2 separate regions of the Mus musculus genome follow, and region 2 is linked to region 1. A link is a loop called in an ENCODE intact Hi-C map of the cell type or tissue named here. Cell type or tissue: left cerebral cortex. All regions are shown on one strand. Each heading gives the region's core, and the rest is flanking DNA. Links, peaks and the distances in the headings are about the cores only.

Region 1 (7,409 bases), core at 2,410-7,409:
GATCAGAATCTTTCTGTTTCCATTTCATAATTTCACTCAGAAGCTCACAAGATCAGGGGAAGAGAGTTAACCCCAAAGTTGTCCTTTATCTGATCTACCACCAGAAGATGCCACCCACATTTAGGGTGGGTCTTCCCATTCTAAATAATCTGATGAAGAAAAACCCCTCGCAGGAGGGCACAGTGCTTGAATTTTAATTCCAGATGCAGTCAAGTTGACAACTAGAATTAGCCATTGTGGCATCTTGTGCTACTCTCAAATCAGCAGAAGAAAGTGTGATCAATGCTACAAAGCCCAGCTTTGAAGTGGTTGATACTGACAGACGGCAGCGTTGACCCACTCAGGCAAAAGGCAGTTTATTCTTGGTCCTGTACAGCCCCAATGTGCTGATGGGAGTTAGCGTCCCTAGCCCTCTCCACTTGCCTGGCTCCTCCACGGCATGGCTGACGGTGGTGGGTAACTCACAGGCTTTCAATCTGCTTTCTTCCCAAGAACCGCAGACTACAGAGTGGGTTTAGCGTGAACACAGATTCATTCGTGGGAGCACTGGGAGGGGACATTGGGTTTGTGTCCATCTAAAAGCAAGAATGCTTTAAAGTCTCACTTCTGGGGACTCGAACACTTATTTCCCAAAACACAGCACTCTGGGGAGAGCCAGACTCAGCACCAGCATGCCAGGCACCGATTCTGAGTTGGAGAGATGAGGACCAGCAAGGGGCTGAGGGCCTGCTCTCCTTCATCTTCCAATGTCACCTGTATGAGGAGAAACTGGGCCCAAGCCACTTCTGTCCCCTGTGCAAGAAGTTAACCATGGACTGCAGCAGGCTGCTCTCCCTGACAGCACTGAGCGGAAGTGGGAGTCCTTCCCCCTCTTAACCAAATGGAGCGTCCTAGTTTGGATTTTAGCTGTCCCTACAGGCCCATGTAAAGGCTTGGTTCCTAGCTTGAGGTGCTACTGGGAGGGAACTGGGCCTTCCAGTGGGAGGATGTTAAGTCACTGGGGGCAAGGCCTTGAAGAAGAGAAGAGAACCTCAGCTCCTTCATGTCCCTCTCTTGCTTCCTGGATGTCATGACGGGAGTGTGTTTTTCCCCAACAGCCTCTTGCTATGATGAGCTGCCTAACAACAGGGTTAAGCATCCATGGACCTAAACCTCTGATATCAAACAAAGCTTTCCACCTTTAAGCTAAAAGCTGGGGAGGGTAATTTGTCACGTGGCAGCTGACTGTCATGGGGCTCTGGGTTTCTGCTGTTCCCCAGCTATGGGAACAGGGTCTCCAGGCCTCATTGTCCTGTCCTACCTGCTCTCACCCTGGGGGATAGGATCTGCAGGCAAGAGCTCCAGGGCAGGAGGCCCAAAGCTTTCATAAGAGAGGCCTGGGTGACTCCTGTCACTTCTGACTGCTTCTTTCTAACCGTCGCTCTCCATGGGCTGGATGCTCAGGCTCTTGAAAGAATCACCTGGGTGTCACATCCATCTCTTTGGTGGATGCTGGTGACACAGGCCACATCGGTGAAGCATAACAGCCACTATGATGGGAAGAAGTGTCCTGGCTAGGGTCTTCAGGGTGGTCCATGGGTGCTTTTCATCACCCTGTACCAGCACAGATTTCTTTGTCAGAGACGTTCTTTGCTGCTAGTTGAGGTTCTTCGCAAGCCACTGAGTCACATCAGCTGTGCTTCTCCTCTGAGCACCAGCATACTTCACTTATTCTTTGTCAGTAGTCTGCCTAGCACAGGCCCCAGCAGCTCGATACTTCATTAATAAAAGGGGTTCTATAGCCTATGATTTTTTTTTTTTTTTTGCTTTATGACTCTTTTTTTTCTCTCTCTCTCTCTGTGTGTGTGTGTGTGTGTGTGTGTGTGTTGTGGGGGGTTATGTGTGCACAAGCGTTTACTAGTGTGTTCACCTGTGTATGAGTTACAGAGGCTAGAGGAGGATGTTGGGTGTCCTACTGTGTTGCTCTCCATCTTATTCCCTTGAGACCAGGCACCTCTTAGTAGCAACTGTTAACTGTGGTTCTGGGACTGGGCTGGTTATTTCTTCTGCCCCCAACAGGTGGCGACAAAGCCCAGAGTGAGCGCCTGCCCAGGTATGCTTGGTTTGCCTGAAGAACAAGAAGCCCACCGGGACAGCTCTTTCAATGATCCAAGTAGTGGTTGCAAATGGGGGTGGGGTGGGGTGGGGGGAGATCCTGGGCTAGCAGAAATTTGCAAAAAAAGAACTTCTGCAGACAGTCCCAGACAGTTGATCTAGGGCTCAGGACTTTGGGATGCTTTAAATAAAGTTTCTCCTTCAGAACTCTCAACCCCCTCTAGTAATTGACCTAGAAGTTACTAGCTGCAGAGCATACCCAACAAACAAGCGAATGAAAAACTGTCTTGGACCATGAATTTAATAAGTGGCAGAGCTGGCACCAAACCCCATGCTTAGCTGATCCCCAAATGTGCGATCTCTTCAGCAAGCCATGGTTTTGGTTTGACATAAGCTCTGTGCAGTTGTGTAATCAGAGCAGAAGGACTTTGTTATGAGGAGATTGTACTCTAATGAGAGGCCTCTGGGGTGAGCCTGGATATCCTTTAGGATGGGAAGGGCTCTGCCAAGACAAGCCCAAGGGCACTGGAAACCCAAGGAAGAATTACAATAAAAATATGCTATCTACAAATACAGACCTGGTCCTATGTAGGGATATGTGTCTGACTCATTCAAAGATTTGCAGAGAATATCGGACCCTCTATATCTCTAGATTCTATAGAGCCTGGAACACATTAATCCTTGATGAATATTTGAAAAATGGATGAAGAAGAAACCAAGAACCGTGGGTAGAAGCCAGGTGGGTCAAGGCAAGCTTTTCAGGTGAGTGGGGATGTGGGTGGGTTACAAACTTACCAGGTGGAAAGGGAGCTAAAGGCATTGGAGTTATACAAAGAGGAAGGATAGGGTGCGCCTTTGCCCATGTTCAATGTGCATCTAATGCCTTTAACACACACACACGCACACGCACACGCACACACACACACACACACGTAACATGGGAGCTATGGCTAGAACCAGTGCTTCAAGTTCAAATCTCAACTCTATCATATACTACTGGCTGTGAGGATATGGGGATATTTAATACTCCACGATCGCGTTCTTCATATAAACAGGGATGTGATAATGAGAACAGGGCCTCACAGCATTGTCAGAGGGCTCTGAGGTAACATAGTGCAGTTCTGAGGGCAGTGCAGACATGGGGGGCAGTGCTGCCTCTGGGCTTGGCCATTCCGCCATCCTCAGAATGGCTCCTGTATGCATCTGTGTACCATCACCTGCACCATTCCTGTTTCCCTGACACCGAGGAAGCTATCACAGGCCTGCCCAGAGGCAAGTCAGGAGGGCACAGAGAACTCCTTGCAGGAGAAGGGCGGAGACTGGGTTCTTCCCACCCACTCTTCTGTCTCAGCTTGTTTTCCAATCAGTTCTTCCTCCCCCCCCCCCCCCTTCCCTTTCCCAGCAGATGCCCTCAGCCTTTGCCAGGGCTGTTGCTGTCACCACAGCTGCCACAGGACTTGCAGGTCATGTGTGTCCCAACATCCATGACGTGCATGACTCTGCTTTAAGATGACAATGGTGCATATTGGAAGTGACACACCAGAGAGATGTTCTGGAGGAGACCTCAGATGACTAGACAGAGGAGGAATACAAGAGAATGTGCTATGGGTAAAGAGGACACCCAGACACTGTCCACAATGCCTCACCTGGGCAAATCTGAAGCCAGGAAGACTGAGTGGATGGCTGGTGGCATCTGGAGGGCCTTCAGTGACCTGTGTAGCAATCATAATGGATCCCACCAGTCAAGGTCACAATTAGGACTGTGGGCTGCAGTGGCTGTACATATTCCTGGTTTCCTCACAGCACAGCAGTCATTAGGGTGGGTCAGGGCTCCTGTATGCATCCATTCACCTGCACCATTACCTCTTCCCTGTTATTGAGGAAGCCATCACAGGCCCACTCAGAGGCGAGCCAGGAGGACACAGAGAACTTGCAATGGAGAACGTCTGAACATTGTAGTGGCCATGTTCTGAAAGCACCCCCAGGCTTGGGGGGGGTGATATAGCTTAGTTGGGAAAGTACTGGTTTAGCACTAGAAAAGAACTAGGTTCAATCCCTGACATCCTATAAAGCAGGGTGGGAGTGCACAGTCTGTAATCCCAGCACCCCTGAGGTGGAAGCTGGGGGACCAGTGGGTCAAGGCTATCTCCACTTCAGTCAGATTCATGCCAAAACGGCAATAAAAGTTCTCCAGCACAAATGTCCCATCTGTCCCTGAACCCATGTTGAAGTCTCCCTAGTCCAACAGGCTCCCCAGTGTCCAATTCCCTTCCCAGCCCCCATCAGTGTCTCCATGGGACACCCAGAGATACACACACACACAAATGAGTTACCTGCTTTATTCTCCAGGGTCTCCATTGGACTCCAAACTCTTCTAGGAATACAGTCCCCCTCTCTTCCCTCCACATCACTGGCTTTCTTTCTCTTCATCCTTGCTCCTCCTTCACCCACTCCTAGCTTCTACCATAATGGGCCCAAATCCTGTGATCTGCTGCGGACAGCCCAGCCACTTCCTCAGAGCTAAAACAAACATTTTAGTGCACAGAACCCTCTTTCCCATTGCCCGGTCCCCGGTCCTGTGACCTTCTCACCAGCCGGTGCCATCTGAAGCTATGCATGTGCTTACTGGACAGGGCTCCTGTACGTATCCATTTACCATCATCTGCACCTGTCAATGAGGAAGCTATCACAGGCTTGCCCAGAGGCAAGGAAGGCGCGCACAGAGAACTCCTTGCAATGGAGATTGGTTGAACAATGTAGTGGCCATATTCTGAAAGCGCCCCCCCCCCAGGCTGTACCCAGACCAAGGTCTCCCGTGTTCCTTGAATCCACGGTTGTCAGCATGGCTGGCGCCAGTAGCCCGTGGACGCATGCGTGAACAGCGGCTGTACATGAAGGTATGCATGAAGAACTGCAGTCTGGAAGGCTAAGCAGGCCTGGAGTGGAGAGAAGAGTAGGGGTCACTAGAGTTGGGGCTACCTTGTTCCAATCTGGCTATTCACCTGTTAGTGACTTTGAGTTTGACTTCACCTCCTCAGTTTCTCCAACTGAAACTTGGGCTGCGTGTCTCTGATCAGAAAGACAAAAGGCCAGAATGCACCACCTGCCGCACCCAGCAGGTGTCGCCGTGAGAGCGCTCTGAGCTTTCACCTGCGCGTGTTCTCAGGTTCTGCTACTGGTCATTGGGCTCCAGTCCAATTCCAAGTCTCCACCGGTAGCAAGATTCCGGAGGATCCTGTCACGTCTCGCCTTAGGTGCAATCAGCCCCTCGCACAGACGAGGGTGAGGAGAGAATGTGTGGGGTAGTAGTTCTGCAGGAGTCTCCACCCCAGTTCCCTGTTTCTGGCCCGTGTGACAGAGCTCTAACAAGGCGTGAGGGTTCTGAAATGAGCCTATATCCTCTACACCCAGAGGATGGCCCTTGGGCACCTGCTGGTCTCAACCTGCGAGTTAGCGAAGGATGCTAGGCAGGCAGGATTCCACCGCCCTCCACCCCCAACTCCGCTCCACGCCCCCGCCTCCCACCGCCGCGAGCTCGGAGGAGCGCCGCGGGAGCGCGCTCGGGGCAGACATCCTCGACCCGCGGGCGCTTGGGCGCGGGGCGGGCGCTCCGGGAGGCGGGCGGGGGAAGGGCGGAGAGGGAGGGGCGGGGGCGGGAGGCAGCAGCGCCCCGCAGTCCCCGCGCCTCAAACACTTGCCGCGATCGCTGGCGCGCAGCGGCGCCCCTTGTTGCGCTTGTTCTCCCCTCCTCTGGCTCCGCGGCTCCCGCGCTCTGGGACAGTCTCCAGTGCCTAGCGCGGACCGACGCACCGACGGACCGCCCAGGGAGCCTCGGCCCGCGCCCCCTGCGCAGGCTATGTGGATTGCCCCGCCGGGCCCGGCTGGCGGGATCAGCACAGCCCGGCCCGTGGCACCCGCCACCAGCGGGGACTATGACCCGGAAAGCGCGGCGCTGCCTGGGCCACCTCTTTCTCAGCCTGGGCATAGTCTACCTCCGGATCGGGTAAGCACCGCGCGCGTTCTTTCCGCGCGTGCGACGGAGGCAAAGTTGACTGGGCCCGGGAGGGAGGCGCGCTGCCCAACTTAGCTCAGGAGAGGCAGTGGGAGGTGCAGGAACCCTGAGGGCACAAAGGCTCCCCGTGAGCGGACAACCCAGGGGCGCACGCAATTCCACAGACTCGGGCAGGGGATCGGCCATCCCAAGGATCTCAGAGTCAGGGATACCTCCAGAAACAGACAGTTAAGTGTTTCTGGAAGCGAATATCTGCTCTATGGGGTCCCCAGGAACCGCCCCACCCCCCGCCCCTGCGCGCAAGCCACAAGCACAGTAGATCCGGCAGGACCACAGCCACCCCTAGAGAGCTCAATTCCCAGCAGGAATTCTACGCGCGATATTGTGAGCGCAGCCCTTTTGCAGACAGGGCTACTCATGTAGCAAACGTGGGCCCAGGACTGGGGGTGTTCCCTGGCAAAAGCATAAACCACCTTTCAGAGCTCTGGCACCGCCTCATTTCCAGCGGCCCTCAGACCCCCTTCCCAAGCTAGGAGGACAGCACATTTAACAATCAGAACCAAATAGTACGACCAGAGATAGTTAATGGCTAGTCGGAGACACCAAGGAGAGACGCTCTCTAGCCGCCACCCAAAGAAAGCAAGACAGCCGACCCTGGGGTCGCTGGGGTGGGAGCCAAAGAACCCAGGCGTCAGGAGGTGGGGCAGGAGACACTCTAACTGGAAAGTGGAAGCAGGTGGCTTCTTGCGCTGCGTTGCGCGGCCTCTCTTTGTACTTAGGAAGTGACTTGTGTGCAGCACGGTTTTGGGGACGTGGGGGGCTTTAATCATAGACAGAGGTCCTAGCGCCAAAGGGCTACCTTGGGAGGCTTCACACCTGCCTCTCTCTATACACCCCTACTACCTGTGAACCTCCTGTCGCTGCCTTGGGAAGAACTGGACCCAAGGCCAGGGGGCGTGTGTGGCAGACCCTTTGTGTTTCTCCGCCGCCACCCTCAGGGTTCCCACTTCCCCAACCCCACCTCTCTGGAATGGGATTTCAAAACCAAGTGCGCTCTGAGTGGACTAGGCGGCCTCCAGCCCAACCGCGGATCGAGAGGCGGCTTCTGGGCTCGCGCGCTGCCTGCCTGCGGGTGTGTTTTAAGTGTTATTGATTCGCCCGCGTCTGGATGGCTTTTCTTTTCTTTTCTTTTTTTTTCCCCCCCACTTGCTTTAATCTTCATCTTGGCCCGCGCACTACCGCCCTGCGCTCATCCACTCATCCAGCATCCAGGAAGCGAGGTCGGGCTCATTGGCTCTGGCCG
Region 2 (7,785 bases), core at 1,539-6,538, 66 kb after region 1:
TCAACCCCAAGTTTTGAAGCTGTGTCCCATCTGTCTCGCCATCCGGCTCTGCCAGATTTGCTACCTCCACCAAGATCAGCATTCATGGGGCTACTATGTGGGGGAGCCTGGTGTTGCCATCATCTTGCAAATGAGGAAAAGCATCAGTGAGGGAAAACTTCTCCAGCCATAAACTAATAAAGCCACATTGGGGCCACTGCAAAGAAATTTCTAGAACAAGACAGCTGCGCATTTGGAGACAGGATTACCTGCCATGACAGTGGTATGCCCATCCCTTCAGCCACTATGTCACCTAACACCTGGACCAGCACTGGTTCCTGAGAGTGGCCCAGGGTCTGAGCAACTACCCACAGGCAGATGGCTACTTTGGCAGAAGCTGGGCAGCCAGGGAACAAAGGGCTTTCATGGGGTGTAATCCAGGCTGCGAGAGGAAAAATGGTCAGGTGCTTGGAGAGGCAGGTTCACACGAAGGGAAAGGGCAAGTCTTGCAGGACTGGCTGGCACGGGGGCCCAGGTTCCGGCCCACATTCCCAGGGCAGCAGACGGTCCCTGGCAATGGCTGAAGGCCCCATTTGTGTGATATGTCAGCAGGGAGGGTAGGCCTTTTAAGGGTTGAGATCGTGAGGCCTGATAGCATGCTGGGGCCTCTCCCTGGGGGAGCCTGGCCCTTGTGAGGACTGTCAGCCATTGTTAACTGTGTCCCGGTGTGAAGGAAAACGGGGCACTGGCAGTCACTGATACCTGTGCGATCTGGCCACCAGGACTCGGCCACACCGCCACAGCTCCAGTTACAGGCCGGATGGGCAAGGGGGCCTGCAGCCCTCTAGCATACCCGTGGCAGGCAAAAGGCAGTGGAAGGTGAGCAGTGTGAGGCCACAGGGATGATGGCGAGTCACAGGGTCCTGTGTATGAAGTCACACACTGCCAAGGGTTGCCCATGTTTCATTGCCAGAAAGGGGGCTATGAGAAGAATGTGGTGGGATGAGAATGTGAGAGGGCAGAGGATGGAGGGACCCCCAGCCTTGTGTTAGTAACCAGTGCTCTGGGCTGAAAGGCTTGCCAGTCTCCGTGGATCGAATGCCAGAGTTGCCTGTCACTTCCCCCAAGGCACACGGTTTCACAAGAACTTGGTACGGGAATCAGGATGAATGCCTGTGAATCACTGAGTATTTAAGTGTCATTTGTTACTTACTAGTATTCGCTGGTCCTGTGTTCAGTGGTGCTAAGGGACTTAGTCCTCAAGGCAGCCCCCTGGGATGGGCATTATAGTTACTACAAGTGGGCCACAGAGAGGCAAACAATTTCCCAAGGTCACAGAGCTTTGACAGGGCAGATCACAGTCTGTTAGGGCTGGGATTATAACCCAGTCATCTAGCTCCAGAATTCCTACCTCCAGGAACCACTAAAAACGGACAGAAACTGAGGGCAGGCTCAGGCCTCAGATGGACAGGAGACAAACTAATGAAGACCGCCAAAGCAAGAGGCACATGGAGGTGTGACAGCAGGGAGCCCACAGGACCGAGAGACAAGCTGCACACAACCCTTGCCATTCTGGGTGACAAGACAGAGGAGAAAGGGGGTCACCGAGCTCAGATCTGGAGCCACAAGAAGGGCAAAATCAAGGACTATGGCTAGAAGGGGGGTGGGGGCAGGGGGCGGGCTCACTTCCCTGATGCTCTACTAAGGGAGTGGCAGCCTCCTGAGTAGAGAGTAAGGTGGGGATGGGATGGGAGGGAGGGGCTGTGAAAACCAGCTCTTCCAGGGCATAACTTAACAGCTCTGAAAAGCCATTTACACCAGGCCTGGGTCAGGGCAGCACCATCCTGCAGAGGGCTGTGTCCTGCTGCTCCCTCCCAGGTGCATGTGGCTTCTGAGATGCTGGGACAATAGTGACCAAAGGCCAGGGTGTAACACAGCTACCAGGAAGCTGGGAACCCGTGGGACTGAGTTGTCACTAAGTAATCACAGTGGAATAGCAAGGGGGGGACCTGCTTCTTAGAGCCACCAAAGAATGGGATGAAGTTGGAGGTCTGAGGTCATGTGGCTGAGGTGGATGGACTTGGTTGTCACATCAAGGGACACATCTGACATTCTGGATGCTTGGTTAGTCTCTGGCCATCATTACCAAACTGAGGGCTGCCAGGAACTGTTGAAGTGAGGGGTTGATGGGGGAGGAAAGGGGATGGATGAATGAATGAATGAATGAATGAATGAACAAACGAACAAATGAATGAATGAAGAGAGGCTGTGTGAGGAAGAAATGAATGAATGAAAGGATGGAGGAGGGAGTAAATGGCGCATAAACAGGAAAGAAGACCAGGAAGACAAAGGAGGAGAGGGATCCTGCAGAGCCCTGGACTTAAAAGATCCAGCTGCATCCTACTGCTGCTTAAAATGCTAGGCCTGCCGTCACCATGGTAATGGGAGAAAATCACAGAGCAATTTGTAATCAGCAGGAGGCGGGGGACTCCCGATAGAGCACTCTGGGAAGGAAGGGCCCTGCGGGTCCCAGAACTGAGCTCCCTCTCAAGCCTGAGGCCAGTTGCACTTCCTTCACTAGGGTGCCTCCCCCAGCTTCTGTAGCTGGCTGAGTTCTGCCTCAACACTCAGCCCGCTCAGATCGGAGGTGCCTGCTGGGAGGTGGCATCCCTTCACCAATATGTAGCCTGTCTCTCTGTGCACTGCACACTGGGGCCACAACCCCACTTTCTTCTCCTTCCTCAGGGAAGCCTTCAGAAACTGCCATGAGCCATGCTCTCCAGATGGAAGGACGTTGCTCCCGTTTACCATGTGGCAGCTGCAAACTCTTCCTGGCTCTGGTGAGCTCCTCTCCACCATCAGCCCCAGGGATTCAGGATTCAGGAATCATCCTAGCAGTAGAAACCATAGACCGTCCACCCTCGTTCATGGCACAAACCTTAATGAATGGGACCCGAGTTTCAATTGACCCAGGTTCTACTGTTCTGTCCACTGAACATCTTACAGGCTTTCCCAACAGTAAGAGACAGAGAAGGAACTTGGGGTCTAAAAAGCCACATGTTCAAAGCCATACATGCACATAAGCACATTAGCCTCCTAATGTAGCAGACTTGATCCTGGATCTTCAGGCTGCTGAGAGGGTTCCCAAGATCTCCCAATCTTGGGAAGAACGGCCGGACCCTGCAGAGTTCACTTATCATGTGACCTTAAATAAGTCATCTTTGCCCTTTGAGTTTCAGTCACCAACTCTGGAAAGTTTAGACAGCCAAAGATGTGCCCAGCTAAGGAGAGAGTAGATGAGAGTCCATGGGGCAGGAGGAGAGGTGTCCCACAGCTCAGCTGCACTGGGGTCCAGCCTCCACTGTGTCTGCCCTTGCCTCCGTGACTCTAAAACTCAGTCTGTGGTCCATTACTGCCTTCCCCAAATCCGGCCCTGGAAGCTGTCCAGCTGCAAATGGAGAGGAGCCGGGGGCTGGCAGAGCAGGCTGGCCTATGGTTTAGGGGCAAGGAGACTGCTTTGATCAATGGAATCTGGTTTGGTCTGGGCAGGACGGCACAGAAGGGAGGAAAGAGCCTCAGCCAGACCCTGCCTGTGCTTTCTCTTTGTGTCCTGAACTACCCTCTGTAGCTCAGGAGTGTGGACTCTGCCTTGCTGTGAGGCTCATGCCGTGCCCTGTACACACTAAGAGATTTGACTGAAGTGGCTTCATGCATGGTTATATGCACACCCACACACCATGTTTGTGGCTTCTCAGCTTCCAGAGCTAGTGGCCTTATCTGCAAGCTAGAGCAAGAAATTCCCTTCCCCAGGGGCTGTAAAAAGAGCTGGTAGCGTATATACAGCTCAAGGCAAACACTCAGAACCTCCCTTCCACGGAGGTACTGCCAGCCAAGGCCCGGAGGGGGAAGCACCCATCCAGGACACACAGCAGGGCACCAGGACCGGCACCTTTGCCCAGGCTGAGTCTAAACACTGGTGAAAGGGGGGGGGGGTGAGGGAAGGAGAAAGGCAGTTAAACCCTGTGCAAGCACCTCACACAATGGGGTCAATGGCCAGGCCAAAGAAGGTGGTTGAGGCGGGCTTGGCCCTGCTTAGCATATGAGCTGGAGGCCCCGCCCCTTCCTGAGAGGGTTCCAGGACCCACTATAATGTCCCAATTGTCGTACAATACCTTGATGGAGGGCCCTGTCACATTTTTGCCACCGTTACTGGGGTCCCCATTCATGGCCACTGTCACCATGCTCAGAACAAGCTGGCTAGGCAGCCTCCTTTGCATTAAAATGGGTGAGAACTAAGCCTTCCTACTGCTCAGCTGGGCAGAAAACAGGATTAGGCCAAGGACGGCTGAAGGCCCCTGGTGGGGGCGGCCCCAGAAGGCCAGTGTCGGCCACTGCCCTCTGGCCTGAGCCATGCATCAGTTCCCTATAGCCCTCAGTGAACATGAACAGTCCCTCCCTGTATCTAACTGTCTCTAGCTCTCAGTGTGGGGTTAGGGGCATGGGTTTCATCCAGAAGGGAAGACACGCCACATTTATAGGAAGAGTGATGTAAAGAGTAGGACAGAATGGGCGGATGAGGATGAATGGATGTCCATCCCGGTGGCATCTCTGTTAGTTTCCAGTCACAATAACAAAATACCTGAGAGGAGCCACTTATAATGAGAAACATTTTCTTTGGGGTCAACGTTTCAGAGATCAGGGGCCATGACTGTCAGCCACTGCTTTCAGGCCCCTGGTTGGGCAGTGTCACCACTATGGAGTGGTGACAGATGTCAAAGCACAGCTGCTTTACTCATAGTGGAGAGTGGAAGGAACCGGTGAGATGGACCTGGGGTGCCATACGCCCCTCACAGACACGCCCCAGTGACCTGGAGACATCTCTCAATAGTGTCACTTGGGAACCAAGTCGGCACCCACATGTCAGCAGCCTCTGAGCATGCCTGGAGCTCCTGGTCCACGGGGAGAAGCCACAGCCTGAAGGCAACTGAGACCAGGTTTCCAGTGAGGGTTGGCTGACATGAGAGCATGCTGTGTCAAAGGCTCAGCATCCACGCACGCCACCCTACAGGCACACACAGAGAGGAACGAGGCAGCTCCCATACAAGAATTCAGAAACATCCCACATTTCCACAGGTGGGGGAGGGGCACTAAATACATCATCCACACCTCAGAGCCCATGTCACTCAAAATAAAGACCTGGTGTGACATTAGAAGTGGCAGAATGTCCGAGACTGCTAGCAAATGAACAGGACAGCTGTGGATAGGCATGTCCAGGGTCATTCACAGAGAATGGTATGTTGCCTGTGAACCCATGGCAGAGGCCACAGTGAGGGACAAGGAGCTAAGGTAGCTGCCTCTGAAAAACTTAAGGGGCTCAGGAGGAAACCTTGGCTTTGTGCCTTATGTGCTCTTTACCACTGTATGTCCCCAATGTGTGATGGTTCACTTTTTCACTTTGGTTTTTTTTTTTTTTTTTTTTTTTTTTGTCTTTACAAACATGCAAGTCACATGAGTTCAGAAAAAACAAACAACCCCCCCCCCCCAGCACTTAGAATGTGCGTATGTGTGCAGTGCTAGGGATGTGCATATGTGGGCAGTGCTAGGGATGTGCATATGTGTGCAGTGCTAAGGATGTGGTCTGAGCTGGTATTCTAGGCAAGGCTCTACAGGAGCCATAGTCAGCCCCCAAAACTTTATCCTGACTTCCATTCTGGAACCGGCAGTGCCCATTGCTCACCACTGACACTGAGTACCCCTGCTTGCAGGCACTCCTTTGACGTGCCTCCACAGGCTTTTTGCCCAGACCTCTGAGGTGAACACTCCATTATTATGTAAGAAGACATCCTGGGAGATGCAAATGCAGGATGTCCCAGGAGGCCACTAGACAGAGACCTGCAGTCTGTACCACAGCTTCACTAAGTGCTGGCCACAACCCTCTTGCCTGGGTACCCCACCTGGGCATCTTCTCTCATGCACACAAAGGAGATGTGCACAGAGATTCCTTCCTTGCCCACATCAGGACAAAGAGACAATGTACACATCCACGGGGCTGTCCTGCTCCAAAGCCCTTGTCCCTCTGACCAGAGACTCTCTAGACCACACTGACAAATCAGACCATGACCAGGCAGTGACACGATGACGGAAGGATGCGGCACAGGATGAGAGAGCAGAGGGGTAAGAAAGTACACAGCCTCCCCTAGGGCTTCCATTGTGTTCTTTGAGAGCTTAGTAAAGGGACAGGCACTGGTAAGACCCCCCCCCCTCCCAGGAACAGAAGAAGCAGTCAGATTATCAATGCCCCTGCCTCTGGGATCCCCTGACCCCAGCCAAACAGGCACAGGCTGCATGACCCAAGTCAAATCCTTCTTGCTGTAGTCCAGCCTAGAGACTTGAGAACGCCACACTTCACAGTTGGTAGGAAGTGCACGTCCCCCAGATTCATACCATTTATCTTGCTACAGTATTTATTAAGAGTGTCCCGGAGAAGAGTATTCTCTGCCCTGGCTTCACCCGAGCCTCAGCCACTAACTGGAAAGTTCCACATTGCAGAAAGCTGAGCACTACTCGGGGGTGGGGGGAGTACCCTGTAATTTGTATGCAGTTGCAGGTCATTACCAAAACGACAATGAAATGCAGGCTCCCTGTAATTAGATGCTTTTATGAATTGGGTTCCAAGGTATTCATGGCAAAGCTATAAGATCTGCTCCTCCCTTGATTCCATGCCCTTTCTCAGCCATCCTCAGGCAGGCAGAGGCCGGAGGGCCACTGCAGAACACCTTGGCTGGCTCTAGCTCGAGGATCTGTCTGTTCTGGATGGTAGGTTGTGACTCCCAGGAGCAAGCCTCAGAACCAGCCCAATTGTCTATACATTGGAAGGAATGCCTCGAAGTAAATCATGATCCATGCAGATCTTGGAACATGCTCCATCTATGATCACTAGAGAGGCAGCTGACAAAGCAAACAGAAGGATGCCCAAGACAATCCAGCACGGGAAGGAACAAAGACCTGAGATGAGCGTTCCTGCAGAACTCAGTGGAAGTTTTCTGCCTGCTCAGGCTACTGTACCTGGCCCTGCCGCCCAAGATCTCACACTCACCTTGCCTCCCTTTATCACACAAGCACTGCTCCTTGGGAAACCCATCAACAGATCAGCAGGAAAAAGAAGATCCTGAGAAACCTACCTGCCACGTTGGTGCCATGCCTGGTTGAGCAGACACGCTGGCCCAGTCTCATGCTACCTGCCTGCTTTAGCCACACTTCTGAATAAACAGGACACAGCACTGTATCCAACCTAATGTGATTTCTCCTCTCCACTCAGGGTACACCAAGCACAGTCCCTTCTGGGAATGAGACACAGCCCTTGTCAGCTAATCTCCTCTGTATCACACACCCCCTTAGTATCTACAGCATCTACTGCCATAGATCTCACATCTACTGCCACATTTAGTAGGCTGGAAACAAAATGGAGACTAAGAGGTAATGGATTAATGTACAACTGCTTCTCTACATAAAATGAGCATTGAGCCAACAACCTCCCCCATACCCCCCAACTTGAAAATACCCTAATATGGAGGCAAATTAAATGCATACAACCCTCCCTAACTCACAGCTTAGCAGCAGTCCACCAGAGTGACCACTTAACTGCCCAGTGTTTGGAAGAATGTCATGCTGAACATTGCTAGGCTGGGAAAGAAAACCAAAAACTAAAACTCATAGGTACAATGTCTATGGAATGTATATTGACTTTTGCACAGTTGTAAAGTTGGGGAAACAGTAAGTTGAGCCATCATTAGGCTGGGAACTGTC

Evidence for each region. A loop is a pair of places that touch in the nucleus more often than their neighbours do. Peaks named below come from ENCODE experiments on the same cell type or tissue, not always from the same donor. Only the 100,000 strongest peaks of a DNase experiment are listed, where the experiment ranks them.
Region 2: a loop joins it to region 1, with 3 times the contacts of the local background. A loop is called at or near these places in 2 of 42 quality-filtered maps.

The regions. Positions count from the first base shown.
Region 1 is chr6:91,409,727-91,417,135 of GRCm38, reverse strand. It overlaps Wnt7a (wingless-type MMTV integration site family, member 7A), which reads left to right and starts at 5,783. Exons shown (of 4, transcript NM_009527.4): 1 at 5,783-6,097. The coding sequence starts at 6,027. Gm30437 (a long non-coding RNA gene) reads right to left here and starts at 5,808. Exons shown (of 2, transcript XR_377869.4): 1 at 5,125-5,808; 2 at 4,420-5,030. In left cerebral cortex, for the core only: a CTCF peak has its summit at 5,204 (motif pointing right); DNase peaks (open chromatin) are centred at 5,244, 5,842 and 7,283; H3K4me3 peaks cover 2,206 bases; H3K27ac peaks cover 686 bases.
Region 2 is chr6:91,342,596-91,350,380 of GRCm38, reverse strand. No RefSeq gene overlaps it. Among named protein-coding and RNA genes, the nearest start is that of Gm30437, 65 kb to the left of the region's middle. In left cerebral cortex, for the core only: no CTCF peak of the experiment used is centred there; DNase peaks (open chromatin) are centred at 2,476 and 4,164; H3K27ac peaks cover 1,158 bases.